2 separate regions of the Mus musculus genome follow, and region 2 is linked to region 1. Evidence: chromatin contacts called from ENCODE Hi-C or POLR2A ChIA-PET data. All regions are on one chromosome and are shown on one strand. The core of a region is the stretch at or near the end of the contact, and the rest is flanking DNA. Distances in the headings are between cores, read along the strand shown.

Region 1 (2,700 bases), core at 146-2,645:
AAAATGTCTTTTACAATTGGTCACATTAACAGTTCTGATTTCTCCATCGATCGAGCTGCCCCAAACGACTATTCTGCATCTCACATGTCCGTTAGAAAGGGGAGGCTAATTGTAATACCTGACAAACACCCTTTTTTCTTCTACCTACCTCTGGCAGAAACCTAAAATAGCAGCAGTTTGGATTAGCATGACGGTGAGGAGTAGGTGCTTGGCTGAATAACATCAAAATTAATGAGAGGCTAGACCCCCAAACAGAGCCACCTGGTGGGCATGAACACCAAGCAAGAATGGGGCTGTTTCCTTTGACAAATGACTGCCTCTGGCTATCTATACTTCAGCCAGCCTCATATCTGTTCTGCACCGCCCCTCAAGCCAAGAGAGCAGGAGCTCAGCGCTCTCACCTTTTAGCAGATCCGGGTTTACATAGCCCAGCACGTCCGAGACCCCCAGCTCCTGGCGGGAACAGGTGCCTCCATGGATGTGCAACCAAGCGGGCTCCGCGAGGGCAGTGCACAGCGCTGTGATGGACAGGGCGCCAGGCAGGGCCGAGGCCAGGCTCCGCTCCGGCTGCTTGGGAAGAGCGCTGCTTCCCGGGCTTCTCCGCCGGCGCCCTCCCGGCAGCCCGGCACCTCCAGGGGCATACATGCCCGGGGCTGCCCGCTGTAGCTCTGCGGTCGTTGGTGGTGGCCGCCGACCTCAGCGGGGCGCGCAGAGCCTGTCTGTACCCAGGTGGAGAGCAACGCAATGGGCGGCTGGCCCGGAGCTGTCAGGGCCCGCACCAGAGACTGCGGGGTGGGACCCAGGGCTGAGCACAGACCAAAGGACTGCGGGAATTCGGGGGGCGGGGACCGAGGGCTCTGGATGAGGGGTGCTGGATCAGGGCTCGGAGATGGCAGGGGACTACATTGGCTGTAGACATGCCAGGATGAACGGGCGGAGGTACTGGGGGGCCGGGGGAGGGGATCGGCTACTGGCAAGGGGACCGGAGGAGACTTGGACCAGGGTTATCAGACAGAGGGGTGCTGAGGGGCGGAGGATGCAGCTGGGCCGCCGAGATCGGGAATCCGCACTTTGGGGTGCGACCTAAGCCTCAGTAACCCTCCCTACTCTAGTCCCTGCTCCTCACCGGTCAGCAGGCCTCAGGGCTGGGATGGCGCCGCTCCGCCCGGTCACAGGCTTCTTAGCTGCCCGGGCCAAACGATCCCAGGCCCCAAACCCGCAACGCCCAGACGGACCCTGGCCGATGCACTTCCGGCTTCCTCCAACCCCACCCCACCCCCGCCTCCTTCTTCTCCGGCCCTCCGCCCTGCCCTCCGTGCGCGTCACTGTGTGCGCGCGCCGCTTGTTCTTGCGCAGGGCATCAGGGTACTGGTAGTTCCGGACTGTCCCGCGAGGCTTCCAGTTACGGAGGATGAGGGGAGTGACTACAAGTCCCAGAAGGTCACGCGGCGTCAACAGCGGGCACGTCAATTCCTAGGGCGACATATTTTGCAGAAGCTGTACATCTGACGGTCTCAAGGTTCTATAGTGCCCAGCGCGTTTGGCGCGTTGCTTCTCTCGGTGTGCTCTCCTTACCCTAAAACAGTCGCCATGAAAGATTCTCTGGTACTGCAGAGCCGCGTCCCGGCGCACCCGGATTCCCGCTGCTGGTTCCTGGCCTGGAACCCCTCGGGGACCCTGTTGGCTTCCTGCGGAGGCGACCGTAAAATTCGCATCTGGGGCACCGAGGGTAAGGCCTGGCTTGGCTTTGTGGCCCTGGTGCCGAGGAAAACACTACTCTGAAAAGTGTCGGGGAAGGAGTGTGCCAGCGTCAACAGAGGCTGGAATTGTTGCGGGAACTGGGATATTTGCTGCGGGAACTGGGATATTTGCTGAGGTAGAAAAATGAGGAAAGTCGCCTGAAGAGCAGTTTAACAGTTTCAGAATCTTGATCGGTTGCATCGTAGTAATAATGGTGACTGACTTTGTCCCAGCAACAGGGTCCCACTTAAAGTACTACTTAGTGAATGGCATCGATGGCGCTCCAAAGCCTAGCCTGTTCTCTGCTTGCAGGTGACAGCTGGATTTGCAAGTCTGTCCTTTCTGAAGGCCATCAGCGCACCGTTAGGAAAGTGGCCTGGTCCCCGTGTGGAAATTACCTGGCATCTGCCAGCTTTGATGCCACCACTTGTATTTGGAAGAAGAACCAGGATGACTTTGAGGTAAACAGGTTGGATGGGAGCAGTTTATTACCTGTTTGCACCCCAGGGCTTGGTCATATTAGTTACAGCCTTAACTTAATTTCTACACTATAGAAATAGTAGCTGAGTATGGTAGTTCATGACTGTAATGCCAGCATTTGGGACACTGAAGCAGGATGATTGCTGTAAGTCCACCAAGGTCATCCTGCTATAGAATGAAACCCTTTCTCAAACAACAACAAAACTGCTCTCTTAGATATTTTACTAGGGCTTAGGACTCTTAGCTGCCATTAACTCAATATCCTTTCCCTTTCCAGTGTGTGACCACTCTTGAGGGCCATGAAAATGAGGTCAAGTCAGTGGCTTGGGCCCCATCTGGCAACCTCTTGGCTACCTGCAGCAGAGATAAGAGCGTGTGGGTCTGGGAAGGTGAGTCTAGGTGCCTCTGGGTACAGCAGGAAACCAGCTCGCTGGCTTTCAGCTTTGTCCCTGACTGGTCACCTCTGGGTCTAATTTGTTC
Region 2 (2,700 bases), core at 86-2,585, 580 kb before region 1:
GGGAATTTATCCCATATACAATTATCAAACCCAGATACTATTGTGGATGCCAAGAAGTGCATGCTGAAAGGAGCCTGATATGTCTGTCTCCTGAGAGGCCTTGCCAGAGCCTTACAAATAGAGGCAGATGTTAGCAGCCAAACATTGGAAGTGTATTCTTAATCTACTTTGCTTGCTACTATCTACGAGGAATGCAAGAACCTGGAACTCCCTCTAGTGGTGTTTACCAATTCTGCCAATATCATGGCCACAGACAATATTTTCGTGTGCAGCTATAAAGACATGTCAGGAATGTTCCTCTAGTTAGATGATTCTAGGAAATCAAATGGGAAATCACTCATAATTCTTTTCTCTAGGTTAGAAAATGTCTATCTGTCCAGAAGCTGCAATATCTTTTTTATCAACTTGAAGGAGCTGAAAAACTCCCAGGACCTTTAGAAACAGGAAGGTAGTAATCGCATGAGTCTTTTATGTTCTACTTGCTTTGGTCAAGTGACCCTAGAGAGGCAAAGTGGGAAGTTATTAAAACTCAAGAAGCAGGGAAGACTAGATTATTTCTCAACTCACTCTCAGGGCACATGAACATGTTAAATATTTATTCTTGGACTTCCGGACTCTTTAAAATTACTATGAATATTTTACAAATACGTGTGGGTGTGCCTTTATGTGAACCAAGTGTGGCAGAGGCCAAAGGCATGGGATCCCATAAAACTCTGGATGGACACACACACACACACACACACACACACACACACACACATATACATGGCTATTTGTCTTCATTCGTGAACCAGACATAATGATTGTGGTTTCCTCATTTGTTATATGAGTATGTGCCACGGCATGCATGTGGAGATCAGAGGACAACTTGAGGAAGTTGGTTTTCTTTCCTTCCACCTTGTGGATGCTTTTATTCACCGAGCCAGCTCACCAGCTATGCCATTTCTGTTAAGCAAAGAGGACAAAAATTCGTGAGTGACTCTCAAGACCCAAGAGGACTCAAAGGGGTTTCAGTCACAGAATCGTCACGTTCGGCCTGGTAGTGTAATACTGTAAGCCAGTTGCCATTTATACCGTTTTTTAAAAAGTAATAATAATAACTCTATGCCAAAACATGGCTAGTGTCTCACTAGAATGGAAACAAACCTTAGCTCAGTCAGCACCTAGCATAGGACTCACTAAAAGGCAAATGAAAAGAACTGCGGGCTAGGGACGGAGGGGGCGGGGACGGAGGCGGGACTTTGTCTCCCAGCAACGGCCGCAGCGATTGGCCAGCTCTCCCGCAGCGGAGACCAATAGTCAGGCGCGCTGCCCACGTTCGACATCACAAGTGCGGCTGCGCGGGGAATTCGAATCGCCGGCGGCCTTCGAGACTCGGGGTTAGGGGCTGATGGGGAGTTTGGTCGGCGGCTGGTGGGGTATTTCGCCGCTGCGCGTTTTTTCTCGTCATGGACAACCTAGAAAATGTCTTTCGGTAAGTGTCGGTCAGGTGCGGTGAGGTGGGCCGGTCGGGACGGTTAGAGTCCGGGTCCCTCAGGCGCGCTTTCTCCTCAGCGCCGCTTCCTCAGCGGGTTCGCTGCACCAGGCCTCAGCCAAGGCGGTAGCCCCCGGGTCACTCGAGTAGACGTGCAAGCTGCAGCCGGCTACCGTTTTGTGCCGAGGATTTGGGCAGTCTGCGGAACCTTCTGAAGTCACGTATCTTCTCCATGGGGAACTTCCTCTAGACGCGAGGGACGCCCCGCCTTCAAAACCCAAACTTGTGTGGTGGTGGAGATTTTTGGAGAAAATTTCAAAGTCTGATAAAAATGCCACCCAACTAAGGAAAGAATTTATTATTTCTCGATTGCCTGATACGTAAGAAAAAAATTAAAGCTGAACTTTATGGGGGGGGGGGAATGCTTGCTATTAAGTCATTTGAGGCTTCCTGCAGGCACTGATTGGTTATTTGTTTTTGTTTTGGGGTCTGGGGGCGGGCGCTTAGGTGACTTACTCAGCCTGTGATGTTAAGCCATTTAAAACTGTTAAATCGGATGTTACAAGAAATACAATTTTATTTTCATCAGTTCTTTAGGTATTCTAAGAGTAAGATATCCAAAATCTGTTGGCGTTAAGCAATTTAATTTTTGATCAGATCGACTAAGGATTTCCCCTCCCCGTTCTAAAATAGAAGCTAGGTATTTTGATTTTTAAAGACTAATTTATTTTAATGATTTGATGTTTAAGCCATTTTCCCAGGAGGTGTGGTTGGTGTGGGGCTATTCAATGTTTGTTTATCTTGGACAAATATTTGTATTTCTTATTTTGCTAAATAAGAACTTCTAAACACAGAAGTAGTGCTGACATTTCAAACATGCTAAAAAGAATCCAAAATGAATCCAAAGTGAAAAAGTGAGAATCGTTGACTTAAAAATAAATTGCTAAAATCTCTACTAAATTATGAGAAAACCATTGCAGTTTCTCTGAATGATCATTTCAGTTTGCCAGTGAAATATATTTTGAGATATAGTTTTCTGGTCATCTACCAAAATACTACTTTTAAATTCTTTTTCTCCTAATCTTATCATTTCTCAGTTTAAAAACCTATGGTTGTTTCTCAACTTGATGCATACTGAGAATACAGTTAATTGCCATGTATCCTCTCTCCAAAGTTGTACACATACTATTCTCACCCTTACTTGCTGTAACTTCTGAACTCATTAC

What was found. A loop is a pair of places that touch in the nucleus more often than their neighbours do. ChIA-PET counts read pairs that join two places held with the same protein, here RNA polymerase II (POLR2A).
Region 2: a map of regulatory T cell shows a loop between it and region 1 (6-fold over the local background). The contact joins the promoter of Bub1 here to the promoter of Ciao1 in region 1. A Hi-C loop is called at or near these places in 3 of 37 maps with a recorded cell type or tissue (ES-E14, mouse embryonic stem cell and regulatory T cell). POLR2A ChIA-PET finds 5 or more read pairs at or near these places in 1 of 5 experiments (embryonic stem cell).

The regions. Positions count from the first base shown.
Region 1 is chr2:127,246,511-127,249,210 of GRCm38, reverse strand. Ciao1 (cytosolic iron-sulfur protein assembly 1) reads left to right here and starts at 1,395. Exons shown (of 7, transcript NM_025296.4): 1 at 1,395-1,729; 2 at 2,053-2,201; 3 at 2,498-2,609. The coding sequence starts at 1,591. Tmem127 (transmembrane protein 127) reads right to left here and starts at 1,263. Exons shown (of 4, transcript NM_175145.4): 1 at 1,127-1,263; 2 at 402-719. The coding sequence starts at 645.
Region 2 is chr2:127,830,494-127,833,193 of GRCm38, reverse strand. Bub1 (BUB1, mitotic checkpoint serine/threonine kinase) reads left to right here and starts at 1,335. Exons shown (of 25, transcript NM_009772.2): 1 at 1,335-1,474. The coding sequence starts at 1,449.